Regions from separate parts of the Homo sapiens genome. Here all the other regions are linked to region 2. Evidence: chromatin contacts called from ENCODE Hi-C or POLR2A ChIA-PET data. All regions are on one chromosome and are shown on one strand. Each heading gives the region's core, a stretch centred on a gene start or an enhancer-like site at or near the end of the contact. The rest is flanking DNA. Distances are from core to core; before and after follow the strand shown.

The links. A loop is a pair of places that touch in the nucleus more often than their neighbours do. ChIA-PET counts read pairs that join two places held with the same protein, here RNA polymerase II (POLR2A). Pooled maps may share reads with other maps.
Region 1: a loop to region 2 is called in a map of B cell, with 16 times the contacts of the local background. The contact joins the promoter of TMEM126A here to the promoter of TMEM135 in region 2. A Hi-C loop is called at or near these places in 1 of 168 maps with a recorded cell type or tissue (B cell), 2 of 37 single-sample maps with no recorded cell type and 7 of 50 pooled maps.
Region 3: a pooled map shows a loop between it and region 2 (13-fold over the local background). The contact joins the promoter of CREBZF here to the promoter of TMEM135 in region 2. A Hi-C loop is called at or near these places in 3 of 37 single-sample maps with no recorded cell type and 11 of 50 pooled maps. POLR2A ChIA-PET finds 5 or more read pairs at or near these places in 2 of 52 experiments (MCF 10A and PC-3).
Region 4: a map with no recorded cell type shows a loop between it and region 2 (6-fold over the local background). The contact joins the promoter of RAB38 here to the promoter of TMEM135 in region 2. A Hi-C loop is called at or near these places in 2 of 37 single-sample maps with no recorded cell type and 2 of 50 pooled maps. POLR2A ChIA-PET finds 5 or more read pairs at or near these places in 1 of 52 experiments (activated T-cell).

The regions. Positions count from the first base shown.
Region 1 is chr11:85,646,547-85,649,935 of GRCh38, forward strand. TMEM126A (transmembrane protein 126A) reads left to right here and starts at 1,421. Exons shown (of 5, transcript NM_032273.4): 1 at 1,421-1,543. RefSeq lists enhancers at 1,182-1,231, 1,402-1,671.
Region 2 is chr11:87,035,835-87,039,256 of GRCh38, forward strand. TMEM135 (transmembrane protein 135) reads left to right here and starts at 2,100. Exons shown (of 15, transcript NM_022918.4): 1 at 2,100-2,352. The coding sequence starts at 2,212. It overlaps LOC105369422 (a long non-coding RNA gene), which reads right to left and starts at 1,961. Exons shown (of 5, transcript XR_007062827.1): 1 at 1,790-1,961. RefSeq lists an enhancer at 1,575-2,075 and a silencer at 1,732-2,121.
Region 3 is chr11:85,663,791-85,667,457 of GRCh38, forward strand. It overlaps CREBZF (CREB/ATF bZIP transcription factor), which reads right to left and starts at 1,339. Exons shown (of 1, transcript NM_001039618.4): 1 at 1-1,339. The coding sequence starts at 1,085. The coding sequence ends at 21. RefSeq lists enhancers at 1-202, 313-602, 873-922.
Region 4 is chr11:88,173,814-88,177,012 of GRCh38, forward strand. It overlaps RAB38 (RAB38, member RAS oncogene family), which reads right to left and starts at 1,630. Exons shown (of 3, transcript NM_022337.3): 1 at 1,370-1,630. The coding sequence starts at 1,571. MIR3166 (microRNA 3166) reads left to right here and starts at 2,689; the gene lies at 2,689-2,780.

The DNA of each region.
Region 1 (3,389 bases), core at 171-2,670, 1.4 Mb before region 2:
TGTAGTCCCAGCTACTTGGGAGGCTGAGGCAGGAGAATGCTGTGAACCCAGGAGGCGGGGCTTGCAGTGAGCCGAAATCACACCACTACACTCCAGCCTGGGTGACAGAACGAGACTCAGTCTCAAAAACAAAAAAAAAAATCAGCTGATCAGCTGGGCGTGGTGGCACACGCCTGTAATCCCAGCTACTCTGGAGGCTGAAGCAGGAGAATCGCTTGAACCTGGAAGGCAGAAGTTGCAATGAGCTGAGATCAGGCCATTGCACTCCAGCCTGGCCGACGAGAGCAAAACTCTGTCTAAAAAATAAAAAATAAAAATAAAAAAAAGACTAGGAATTTTCCTTCTTGTACACCTTCGTGAAAATAAGTCTTTCTATTTGTGCAAGTTTAGAAACTGCAATTACAGACTTCTTGGCACTATGGAGCCTAATGGTCAAGCAACCCTGCAATGGAGAGACAGTATAAAAATTATCTGGACAATGCAACACTTTATCACTTGTTCAGAAATTTGAGAGGATGAGAATAATTAAGATTTCTGATAATGTGTTATGATCATGTATTTATTGCTACAGTTAGTTATATATTTTTTGGCACAATGTTTACCTGCTAATCTTAATGGAGTTAAGATAAAATTCAATTGTAGGCATTTTTCCCTTCTATTGGGTTAATTAGTCCAAGCGAACTGAGCAAAGGTTGCAGGGAGCCCCAGCATGGCTGAGGAAGACCTGGTGAGGCATCCACTGGCTGCTGGGAGGAGAGCATTAGAGGTACCTTCTGAACAGCACTGTCCAATAGAAATATAATGCAAGCCACATATATAATTCTAAATTTTCTAGTATTTATACTTAAAAAGCAAGAAGAAATAAGATGACTTTCACCCAACACTGCTTCCAAATAAGCAGTACTCTGGAGAACACGAGAAATCCTCAGAAAAATAAGCTGCAGCTCTGAGGTGCTGATTATGGTAGGGCAATCAATACAGATCAAAACATGGCACAGGGAGCTTAAGTTCCTAGGGAGAGTAGAAAATCGATAGAGCCAAGAAATAGCTCACCTTTGACTTATTTTTAACCTGAGTAGCTATCATATGCCAAGAGCTGTGCAGTTTTCATTTACCCCATGCCAAGAACGTAAGTAGGCTCTACTGACCAGGAAGTTAAGTAATATGCCCGAGGTACGTTTTCAATGGAAGAGGCTGACTGAGGGTCACCCAACTTATATCTCGAAATTTCACAATTTCTACAAGTTCTGTCCTGGGAGGCAAGAGTAGGTGAAACGAGCACACTCTACGCCAGGCAAACAAACCTCAACGCTTAGCCTCCCGGCACCTCCTAGGGCCGGAAGCTTCTCAGCCCAAAGCCGCTGCTGGCTGCAACCTCCGTCCCGCAGTCCAATTAGCAGCCGCGACCCGGCGCCCGCCCACGCCGCGTCACGAGTCAGCCAAAGATGGCTGCGCCCAGGTAATTTGAGCAAAGGCCACAGTGAACTCCGGCGTGGCTGAGGAAGGAGGAGGCACCCACAGGCTGCTGGGAGGAGAGCATAAGGTACTGGTATTCCGGGGGAGGGGGTGAAGTAAATGTCCCGGTGTCAGGAGAAGCACGACGCGGTGACACGCTAGCTACCAGCAGCGCTGCGCGTAAATGAGAGCAAGTAGAAGTGTAGTTAGCTCTTCCTGCTGTCTTTTCACTTTGCACTCTAGAAGGAAAGACCTTATATTTAAATTAACTCAGTAGAAAGGAGAAATGCCTGAGATTGAATTTAATCCCAGGTTTACTGTCAATTTACAAGGTGACCACGGCCAAATTTGATTTTCAGAGGTCCCACTTTACTTCTCTTTCAGATAGGCCCCACACTGCCTATCTCTCAGAGCTCTTCCAAGAATGACATGAGATAGGTAACACAAAAATCTTTCGAAATATTTGTAGTTTTTACAGGCGGCGTTGTCTTTGATAGATATTTGTTATTAATATCGGAGACAAAATGCCCACAGGGGCTGCCCAGTCAGCACTTATACTGAATTGAGTGACTTAATTGCCCTCAGTACAATATATACATACTAAATTTGATTATATATTTCACCACCCCATACACAAAATCATTCAGAGCTCCTGTACAGCAGAGATTGTGTCTTATCATCTTATCGTAGCCAAGGCCCTCAAAAATTTGACTACCAGAAACCTAGACATAAATTTCTAAGGCTGCTTTGTACTTATTAGGTTAGCTTTAAGTCTAGAGATATGGAATGTCAAGGTAATCAACATTTCCAAATGACCTCTTATCGATATAAAACAGGTAGCAATAAATATTTAAACGAGTGCCTGTAATGTTGTAGGAAATGAGAAAATCTGGTTTCATAAAAGCATGTTTTCCTTTGTTGTTATCCCTGAACTGTTTTTTTTTTTTTTTTTGTAGACCGAGTCTCGCTCTCACCCAGGCTGGAGTGCAGTGGCGAGATCTCGGCACACTGCAACCTCCACCTCCCAGGTTCAAGCGATTCTCCTGCCTCAGCCTCCCGAGTAGCTGGGATTACAGGCAGCTGCCGCCGTGCCTGGCTAATTTTTGTATTTTTAAAAGACAGGGAGTTTCACCATGTTGGCCAGGCTGGTCTCGAACTCCTGACCTCAGGTGATCCGTCTGCCTTGGCCTCCCAAGGTGCTGGGATTACAGGCGTGAGCCACTGCATCCAGCCTTTGTTTTTCTTAACTGTTACCCTGAAACCTGAGCCAAATCTTCATCATTCACCATTCCCTTCACATTTTCACCCTAACTAGTGCAGACATCAACAAACTACTGGCATGTAGGCCATATGCAGCCTATAGCTTGCCTTGGTACAGCCACCCAGCTAAGAATGATTTTTATGTTTTTATAGTTTTTTTAAAAACAAATATTCAACAAAGGCTGTATGTTACCTGCAAAGCCTACCACATTTACATCTGGCCCTTTAAAGTTTGCTGAGCCCTGATCTCAGGTATACCTAGAAATGAAATTGCTAGCTATGTGTGTCTTCTATCTGCTAAATAATACCAAATTCTTTCCCAAAGTGACTGTACAGTTTGGGTAAAGCTACCCCACAGAATGTACACAGAATGTAGTTTTAGCTACCCCGCATTCTTGCCAATAATTGGAATTGTCAGATTTTGATTTTAGCTAACCTATGGGTACCTATTGGTATCTCACTGTGGGTTGTTCCCCCAGTTATAATGAAGGTGAGCATATTTTCATGTTTATTGGCCATTTAACTTTCCTTTTTGTGAAGTGCCTGTTCAAATATTTTGTCAGTTTTTCCGTAGGGCTGCTTACCTTTTTCATGTTGATATGTAGTTCCATGTATGTTCTGGGTACTAACTACTCTTTTGTCAGTTCTATTGCATTTTCTCCCCCACTAGCTTA
Region 2 (3,422 bases), core at 850-3,349:
GGCGGATGATAACTTTATCATGAGATCTGCATCTGGTCCTGAGGAATATTCTGGACTTTGGCTAGGATTCAGCAACTGCATGGAATTTTAGGTTGTCTCCCTTGGAAAAGGGAAGGTATGTCTATCTGTAGAAAGAATGGTGTGCCCGGATATTTGGGTAGCCAGAGACATAGAACTATGGCAGACACTGCTAGTTGCCTCTAATATCTGTTTTTTCCATTTTGCTCAGTAATAAAACCTCAAATGTTAGCTGGGCATTTGTCCCATTAATTAAAAAAGATTGTATTCACCATCCTCTCTTGCAATGAAGTGTGGCCATGTGATTAAGCTTTGTCCAAGGAACGTAAGTTGTAGTAGTTTGTATGGATCTTCTGGGAAGTTTTTTTAAAAACAGGAAGTATGCCCTTTTCTCCCCGCCCCCGCCCCCCCGTTTTTTTTTTTTTTTTTTTTTTGAGATAGAGTCTCTCTCTGTTGCCAAGGCAACAGTGGTGTGATCTTGGCCCACTGCAACCTCTGCCTCCTGAGTTCAAGCGATTCTCCTGCCTCAGTCCCTGAGTAGCTACGATTACAGGAGCGTGTCACCATTTCTGGCAAATTTTTGTATTTTTAGTAGAGACAGGGTTTCACCATGTTGGCCAGGCTGGTCTCAAACTCCTGACCTCAAGTGATCCACCCGCCTCAGCCTCTCAAAGTACTAGGATTACAGGTGTGAGCCACCGCGCCCGGCCTCTCTTCCCCTTTTGCTGGTCTTCCTGGCTAGCATGTTGATGTCATGTTATTTTCTAAGTTAGGGTGGAAATCACAGGTAGCAGATGGCATAGCAAACTGTCACAAAGAGGCTGGGATCCCTAATCGTTATGGAGCCACCATTTTATTCTAGGACTGCCTACCTTTACCTGAGAGAAAGATACTTTTATCTTTTTGCCATTGTTGTTTTGGACTTTTCATCTGAGTATTTCTCTTTTATTTTCTTCAAACAACTACACCTATCTGATATTATCTTGTTCAGTTTTCTTTGTTATTTTCTGTCTTCTCCCTCTAGAATACTAGCTTCGTGAAAATAAAAATCTTGTCTCTCTTGTTTCTGTTTGTTTCCTTAGCACAGTGCCTGGTAAATAGTAATGACTCAGTAAATATTTGTAGATGAATGAATGAAGACTAGAAGATTCGAATGGAATTCTTCTAAAGGTAGTTCGTTTCTGCTTTAAGAGACTATGGAATTTAGAAATCCAAAGAAACTGGCAGGTTTGTTACATGTGAGGAGATTGACAGAGGGGTTATATGACTCAAGCAACACAGGACCCTTGTCTTGCTAATTGTTGGCCAAGTTCCCTAGCCAGGTCTGAGTTCTAACACACGACTGCCGCCTCTACTGTGTGTGCTGTTTGGTTGATAAGCACCTATCAAAGATGCTGTAGACAGGATTGCTCCGTGGCCTAAGGTTTGGACAGGATGACCTATTGCCCTTCCCCACACACGGTCGGGGTATGAACATAGCTGAGACTTTTCAAGCCTTCGCAGGTATCACAGAGCTTGGAAAGCCCAGCACTTGGGGGTAGTTAGTTGCAACTAGCAGGCAGCCCTAGCTGTTTATTACCTGGGACTCTCGGGAAGGCAAGCTCCCGGTGCTGGGGAGGACGTTTGTCCCAGGCATTCCTCTGGCAACCCTCTTCCTCCACCAGCTCCCAACAAAGACATTTAATCCCTTTCTTCCACTACCCTCCGCTCTACTTGGCTTGCAGTTGGAAGCTGAAGTACAATTTGACCCAAGCCACCCCCTACTGCGCACCTGCCATAGCGCTTGCGCCCCGGAGCCGGGCACGGCGTCGCGGGGGTGGGGAGGCGGCTCGTCCCCGAGCTGCGCTCCCTCGCGTACAGCCTCGGCTCTGGGTGCGAAGATCCTCTCTGCCTCCGCTCACCCAGCCGCGCCGCCGCGCGGGAACGCGCCCCAGCGGATGCCCTCTTGAGGGAGCGCGCACGCGCCGCCTCTCCCCGCCTCCCCGGTGCGCGTCCCGCCCCCTTGAGCTGCGATACGCCGAGCGCTCAACATCCGAGGACTTTGGCCCAGAGTAACCCCGCTCTCGTGACCTTTCCCCTCCATTCCGCACCTCCGAGTGCTGGCCGGGCGAGAGGCTGGCGGCTGGGCTCTCGCGCCCCTCCCTGCAGGGCTCAGGCTCTCCCCCTCCTGTCTTCTCCGCGCTGTTCCTCGTCATGGCGGCCCTCAGCAAGTCCATCCCTCATAACTGCTATGAGATCGGCCACACTTGGCACCCTTCCTGCCGGGTCTCCTTCCTGCAGATCACCGGGGGCGCCCTGGAGGAGTCCCTGAAGATCTATGCTCCTCTGTACTTGGTGAGACCCGTCACCCGTCCCGCAGGGCGAGTTTAGTCTGGAAGATGGGCCGGGGGCTGCAGTTGGTGCTCCCGAGGGGCTCTGGGGGACTTGCCTTGTGTCGGGCTCTCTTTTGGAGGGGTCGGAGTGTTTTGGGGGGTCGGTAGGGGGAAGGGGGAGGTCGCAAGGGAAGGATATACCAATTCCTGCAAGGGAGAAGGAGGAGGGGAATTAGAGATTGAGCTGTCATCTGAATGCCTGTTGCTAGGAAGAGGATGGCTCCCAACTTTTAGAATTAAGTTTAGGACACTTAAAAACGTTAATTCAAAGACCAGCCTTATTTTCCTCTGGCCTGCCTTGTGATGGAGAGGTATTTGTAGGTCAGCGAGGCTATGAGAAGGACCTGCAATCTTTCCTCATCTAGTTTCCCCTGTTTTATTTTGCTTTTTTTTTTTTTTTTTTTTAATGAAGAAGGCATATTTGGCCCTAAGTCCCTGTGGCCTCAGATCTTGACTCAGTTTTGAGATGACAGGATTGTGATTTGGGGGTTTTGCAAGTGTTTTTGCAAGTTCACAGAACAGACTCCTGGGTTGAGATTGTGTGTGGTGATTTAAAGGGTGATGCCAGTCTTTCAGTCAGTGAACTTGGTTAGGACATCTGACTTTGTGTCACCTAGGACCTTCTGTTACACAACTTTACATACAGGGCAATTAATAGGGAATATTTGGCAGTATGTATATGTAACACTGAGGACTATTAAAGATGCTCTTAAATGTTCTCCGCAAAATCTTTTTTTCAATAATCTTATCCTTGATATTAAAGATTTATTATTACTTTGGCCATTGAAGTGCATTGTCTCATTTTCTTGCCTTACAGTTTGTGTCCTAAGAAGACAGATCATATTTTTTGTATGTCTTCTAAAAGTTTCAATATTCAGCAGATGATCAATTATTATTTCTCATTGAAGTAATTTAGATTTATACCCTAATGTTCCTGAAAGTGTGTCATGGCTGTATCTGTAGTACTTCTTGAAAAGTCTGATTATGTATTTCAGAGATAACACAGGAGAAGGTGATGACTTTGTTTGAGGT
Region 3 (3,667 bases), core at 89-2,588, 1.4 Mb before region 2:
AAAGAGCAGATTACTTGACCCTACATTTTAAGAGAAGACGACGCCTTCCGGGCGCACGCCGAGCAGAACTCCACCGACACCTTATCCTTGTCCACATGGAGACAGACTCCTCCCGCCGAGTCGTCCTCTTCCAGCAGGTCCTGCTTCTGCTTTCCCACCGGCAGAGCGTAGTCGTGGTCACCGGCGGGCGAGTCTCTGAAGAGCGAGGTGGTCAGCCGCAGTCCCACGCCGCTCAGCCGGCTCAGCAAGCGAGCCAGTCCAGTCTCGTTGGCTAAGACTGCCCGTAGGTAGCGACTCTCCTCCTGCAGTGCCTGTACGCGTTTGCCCAGCTCCCGATTCTCGGCCCGCAGCTCCTGGTTCTCGGCTGCCAGACCCCGGACTCGACTCTCCAGCCCCATCACGTACTCCTTCTTCTTCAGTCGATTAAGGCGGGCAGCGGCCGCCGCCGCCTTCCGGGGACTCTTTGTCGCCGCCTGGTTGTTGTCGTTACCGCTGCCGCCACCGCCGCCTCCTCCTGGGGACTTTCTCCGCCTCTTTTCGGCGCTGCCACTGTCACTGCTGCTGCTGCAGCCTCCGATACCGTTTAACAGCCTTTGCAGCAGGTCAGAGAAGCGCTGCATTTCAGCAGCCGCGGCCTCATCGTCATCGTCCCCTCTCCACAGGCCGCCGCTATCCGAGCCTCCGCCAGACGAGGAGAGAGGCCCCGGCGAGCTAAGCCCGGGGTCCAGGTGCCAGTCCGGTTGCCTGGGGTCCAGGAGATCCGCCAGTTCCAGCCCAGACAGAAAGTCCATATCCTCCGTCTCTTCCCCCGGGAGGCTGGCGATCGCCTCCTCCTCCATCTCCTCGGGGGAGGGCGCGCGCACGGCCACGCCGCCGCGGCTCCCCCTCCCGGCTTCCAACTCTCCTTCGTCGCCAAACTGCTGCTTGCGGCCGGGAGATCCGGCCGCCGCCGTCTCCTCCTCCCCCGCTGCAGCCCGGGTCAGGTCAGAGGGCAGCGAACAAGTTGCAGCCGGCTCCGGGCTCTCACTGCGGGTTGGGGAGTTGCTGCCCGAGGCTGCCAGCAGCTTGGTCAGGCTATGCCTCATGAGGGCCAGCGGCGGGCCGCGGTAGGCCCCGGCCGCTAAGAGTGGGCCTCACGGGCCCCAAGGATCCCAGGCCCCAGGGCGGGTAGCCCCCGGCACTGGCCGAAACGAAATGCAGGGAAAGGTCCGAGTCGCCTCCCGCCTCACTTGGCTAGTCGACCCCCCGCGCCAAGGCGCGGGGAGGGACGGGAGAACGAAGCGGTGAGGCCCTGCGATGACTCGACCGCGCCACCCAGACAACGGCGTAGCCGGAAGTCAGTGGTTTTCGCCCCAGTCCCGCCCACCGCGTTTCGCGCGCCACCAGGCCGTAGTGTCGCGAGATTTCAGGGTGCTTTAGAGTGGGAATAATTCCAGCTTTCTAGTGATGTCATAATAACAGCGGCAAAAATAACAAGTCTCTAGATTTATCCACCCTAATTCAATACCACCCAATACCCAGACTCAACAGTTCAACACAACATTTTGCTATATTTGCTTTATCTTTACATAAATGCTTGTAAATTTTTTTTTTGCTGAATCATCCTAAAGTTGCAGATGAGACACCACACCCCTGCGTACTTCAGTGTGCATCTCTAAAAATAAGGACTTTTTTTTCATAATCATAATACTATTACCAAGTCTTCAGAAAATTAACAATCGTTTACTAATACTATTTAATACCTGGGCCATACTAGATGTCCTCAGTTGGATAATGGATATGCTAGTTACCCTAACCTGATCACTACATTCCATATGTATAGAAATATCACTATGTACCCAATGAATATGACAGTTATTATTTGTCAATTAAAAAAAATTAAAACCAAAGCAAAATGAATGTAGAATACAACATTGCTTACAAAAATTGTCTTCAGTTGTTCTTGCCATTTTTGTAAGTAGATGTTTTCACTTGAGCCAAAATCCAATCAGTACTGACTTACTGCATTTGGGTAACAAACAAACAAAAACTCTGACAAATAGAGCCAGGAAAGGCTATGAAGAGAGGGTACTCATGCTTGTATGCCTGAAAACAAAGACTGTAAAAACCACAACGTTGCACAAAGACCATCACGACCTTATACAAAACCTCTGCAAGGATGTCTGCCCAGAAACTGCCTGTCCAACCTTTAACTGACGTCACCCTTGTTATTGACCTTTGTAGCTAAGATAATTAGTTCAAAACAATGTGTAACCATCCTCATTTTTTTTTCCTTTAAAACTCTTTGTCTTCCTTCGTCTTCCTGAATACACACATAGTTTACTATGGCATGCGTTTTCCCACTGAAATGCTCCATTCTCAAAACATGTCTTTTATTTTAGAGACCTTTTCTGTTTGTTATTTAGGTTCACATCCCACAAGGGATTTCAGATTTGAAGCAGTTTACAAATACAGATATTTAGGTTCACATCCCACAAGGGATTTGAGATTTGAAGCAGTTTACAAGTACATTAGAATATAGTAAAACAAAACATTTTGAATTTTTAAAAAGCAAGGCCAATAAAAGATGAACTAGGAAGAGAAGGATTTCTGAAAGGGGAAAAGGTTAATCTTGGAATTGGATGGATGCAATATCTTACTCAGTTGTTTGAATTGGGCTAAAAATTGTTTCCTGACAGCCCAAACAAAAAAAGAGAAATGAATTTTCCTTTGTTCATGAGTAAAATATACATGAATTCTTTAACTGCTCTTCTAGTTCTTAAATCTTAAAGAAACTTCTCTATAGGATACTGAATAATGTAGTAGATATCCTCGAGGATAGCTGCTTCTATACAGTATTTCTTAGAGACACAGAAAGCAAGGTCCAGGGAAGTTGAACACTGACAGGTCCCAAATATTGAGAAACGTGCCTGGTACTGCATAGGCTTCAACAAATATTGAGTGAGTGAGTGAATAAAGTCTACAGTTTTGACTGAAGCCATAACACTAAAGCTCACCTGAATGAAAACAATTATTTCAAGGTGTGAAAAAAGTATGACCTGTGGTATCTAGAAGAATAAATAAAAGGACTCCTTGTCCTGCTTAACATTCCATTAGGAAAGATTTTGCCAAAGTACAAGAGCACACAGTTCAAGGTGATATATGTATACTCTGGCCTCCCTTGAGTACAGGTGTTTTGTATGGCTGGTAATCCCATCCAACTACATTTTCCCCTTAGGCAAAATTCAATATTATTAACTGATTATATTTTTTAAATTACGAAATTTTGTTTTAAATACACATGATTTGGCTGGGCGTGGTGGCTCACACCTGTAATCCTACCACTTTGGGAGGCCGAGGCAAGAGGATTGCCTGAGCCCAGGAGTTCAAGACCAGCCTGGGCAACATAGAGAGACACCAACCCCCCACCCCCCGCCGCCAACCCCCACCCACTACCATGCCTGGCTAATTTTTTGTACTTTTAGTAGAAATGGGGTTTCACCATGTTGGTCAGGCTGGTCTCGAACTCCTGGCCTCAGGTGATCTGCCCGACTCAGCCTCCCAAAGTGCTGGGATTGCAGGCGCAAGCCACTGCAACTGCCCAGATTCGCTTTTCTTTGATTATTGGAAGGTTGAATGTTTGTCACATGACCAATTGACATCTAATGCGAATAGGATTTTCACTTCC
Region 4 (3,199 bases), core at 380-2,879, 1.1 Mb after region 2:
GCATGAATCTGTTCATCTGTTCACATGCTAAAAGAAAAAGGCCTGGCAGTTCATGATTAAAGAGGCACGAAAGTCCCCAGATCACAAATGCCCTTTCAAAAATTTTCCACATTTGTTCTAGTTTCAAGCCATGATAAAGAGTTTCCAATCAAATGCATCAGCTAAAATGAATCCATTTTCTGAAACAGAAGTGGCTAGTTTGGGTCCAGCACTTATAACGAAAGGTTCCTGGTGTCACAGACCATGAAATAAGACTGTTTGAAGTTGTTCCCATGGAGAATCCCAGAGGACTTTAAAACTTCTGAGCAGGAAGATCCTTGACCCTTGCCCAACTCCTTTCCACTTAACAGCGATGCAACTGAGCTGAAGAGACTTGTCCAAAGCCACTGAGCAGGTTAGTTAGTGGCAGGGCTAAAATCTGTAATGAGGGGTTGGTCATGCGCAGGTTGCAAACAGCCTTGTCCAAGGATTCACACTTGGAGTAGATACATTGCACCCTCACTTTTGACTAGGCCTAACTTCTGGTACAAACCTGTGGAGTCAAAATCTGATTTTAAATATTGTAAAAAACAAAAACAAACAACCTCTCATTTTTCAGATCTCTCAATGAAAACTTTAGGGCCAAATCAAGAAATCATAAGGCTATCATAGGCCCTTACATAAAAATGGCCTTAAAATATACACACAACCTCCTTTTCATAGAAGACAGAGAGCCAGAGAGATAGAAATACAGAAAGAGAGGGAGAAAGAATACTTTGCCCCTGACATATACACACAAAAGTACTTGGCTTACTGTAAGCAAAAAGCAAAAAAAAAAAAAAAAAAAAACAAAACAAAAACCCTCAAACTCCTTTGTCTTAAGGGCAGAGAGAAAGGTGACAAAATTTGAAATAAAGTGAGCCACTGAAGACAGGAATGGGCAAACTCCAGCTAGCCTGGAACTATCCCGGTTTCCTCTGTGAACCAGCCTAGGGGCTTCCCCTCGGTCCGCCCCTGCACGGAAGGACGTGCGTGACACTGGGCTGCGTCATTGGCAGAACTGCCCGCGCCCAGAAAACGAGCTGGAGTGGAGAACAGAATGCAATTGCAGACAATCTTCCTCTGGTTCCCTGGGGAGGCCTGCTCTGGGCAGAGAGATCCCAGGGGACTGTGCGGGAAGGAGCTAAAGCAATAGCCCAAAAGCGCCAGGGAATGCACTTGAAGTTTCAGACGTTTTTCTTTTCTTTGAAACTAAGTTTCCAGCCCACCAGGAAAAACTGCCTCGCGACCTAGTGATTTTAATCTCACGCTTGGCCGCAAGCCGCTGCCTCGAGACTGGAAACCGGCCGCGAGGCGCTCTATCCCCCTGACCCCCTCCCCCCGCGCTCACCTGCGATATCCCAGAGCTGCAGGCGCACCACAGTCTCCGGGTCCCAGTGGAGCACCTTGAGCGCGAAGTCCACGCCGATTGTGGCCCGGTAGTGCGAAGAGAAGTTCTGGTGCACGTAGCGCTTGATGATACTGGTCTTCCCCACGCCCAGGTCGCCAATCACCAGCAACTTGTACAGGTGCTCCTTGTGCGGGGCCTGCATCCTGGCGGCCGGCCAGACGTGCCGTGCCTGACCAGGGAAGCGCAGCCTGGGCTCTGCGCACGAGAGAGACTTGGGGAGCGCAAGTGTAGGTGCAGAGAGAGGCGTGGGCGGCGGGGCGGGGGCTGGGGGGCGGAACTCCTCCCCTAGGGGTTAATCCTCCTTCCTACTCCGCGGTCTTGGAGAGGGGAGGAGACAGGAGCGAGTCCCGGGACTGGCAGCTGAAAGGGGTTCGCGTGTGGTTGCCTGTTGCAGCGCTTATTTATCCGGCGCTTTAGAGTTTCCGAAGAGCTGTTTTCACCTGTGACCCTGGCCACAAACTTGTGAGGTGTGGATCTTATTTTCCACGTTTTGCTTGCGAGAAAACTGATTGTGAAAAAGTACTCTGCGGGAGATGGCCGGTGAAAGGCCCCGTTGACCACAGGTCTGAAGTCACAGGCTCTTAACTACCCCACACTGTAGAGAGAAATTACAGTATTAGGAAGCCCAAGACTGGCTGGGCTTGGTTCCTGCGTGCCCTGGTTTTTAAGTTGAGGGACCATAAGTAAGTCATTTGAGCTCTCACAGCCTGTTATTTCTCAATGAATGGCAATGCTGACCTCTGAGCAGCTTGGAGGTGGGAACACTGAGCACTTTCACACCCATTCAACTGGTAATCAGTTAACAAGGAGGACAACTGGGCCGAAAATGCCAAGGGCACTGGTGACTTTTAGCCTCTTCCCATATCCTAAAAACTCAGAGCTGCACAGAAAGACAGTTTTAACAATCGGTCAGATTATTACAAATAATAATAATGGCAAACATTTATTGAGCACTCGCTATATGCCAGAGGGTTTATAAATTATGTCATTTAGTCATCCCAGCTGTCTTAATAATAGATACCATTTTTCTTCCTATTTTACAAATGAGGAAGCTAAGGACCAGACATTTTAAGTAATGGACCCAGAGTCAAATAGTAAGGAAAAAAACCAAATTCAAACATAGGTCTTTAGGTTCCCAACTTCTTTTTGTTGTTTTTGTTGTTTGTTTTCATTCATTTGACCAATATACATTTTATTACCAATTAATATATGACAAATTGTACTTATTTTGTCTTGTCTGTCTCCACCTACAAGAAGGTAAATTTTTTTGAGGCCAGTAGGCATTGTCTGCGTTAGGATTTCTGTATCATCCTCCTAACGCAGACAATGCCTACTGGCCTAAGAAAAATTTACCTTCTTGTGGGTGGAGACAGGACAAGACAAAATAAATACAATTTGTCATATATTAATTGGTAATAAAATAAGGCAGAAAGGGGATGTGAAGAGATTATATGGGGTTTGCCTTTTAGATAGGGTGGCCAGGGAAGGTTTCAGTAAGATGGAGACAATTTAGTAAAGACATAAAGAAAATGAGAAATTGGGCATTCAGGGCTAGGGGGTGAGCAGTTTATACCAAAATGAGCTATTTTGTACCTGAATGTGCTGTGAAGGAGCTCTGCTCACATTCTATCATTTCATCTTCTCAATTGCTTTATGAAGTGGGTTATTTTCTTCAATTTATAAATAAGGAAACCAAGATTAACAGCAGCTTTCTCAAGGGCACACATAACTAGTATGTGTTAGAACTAGGACTTAAACACAGGCCTGTGT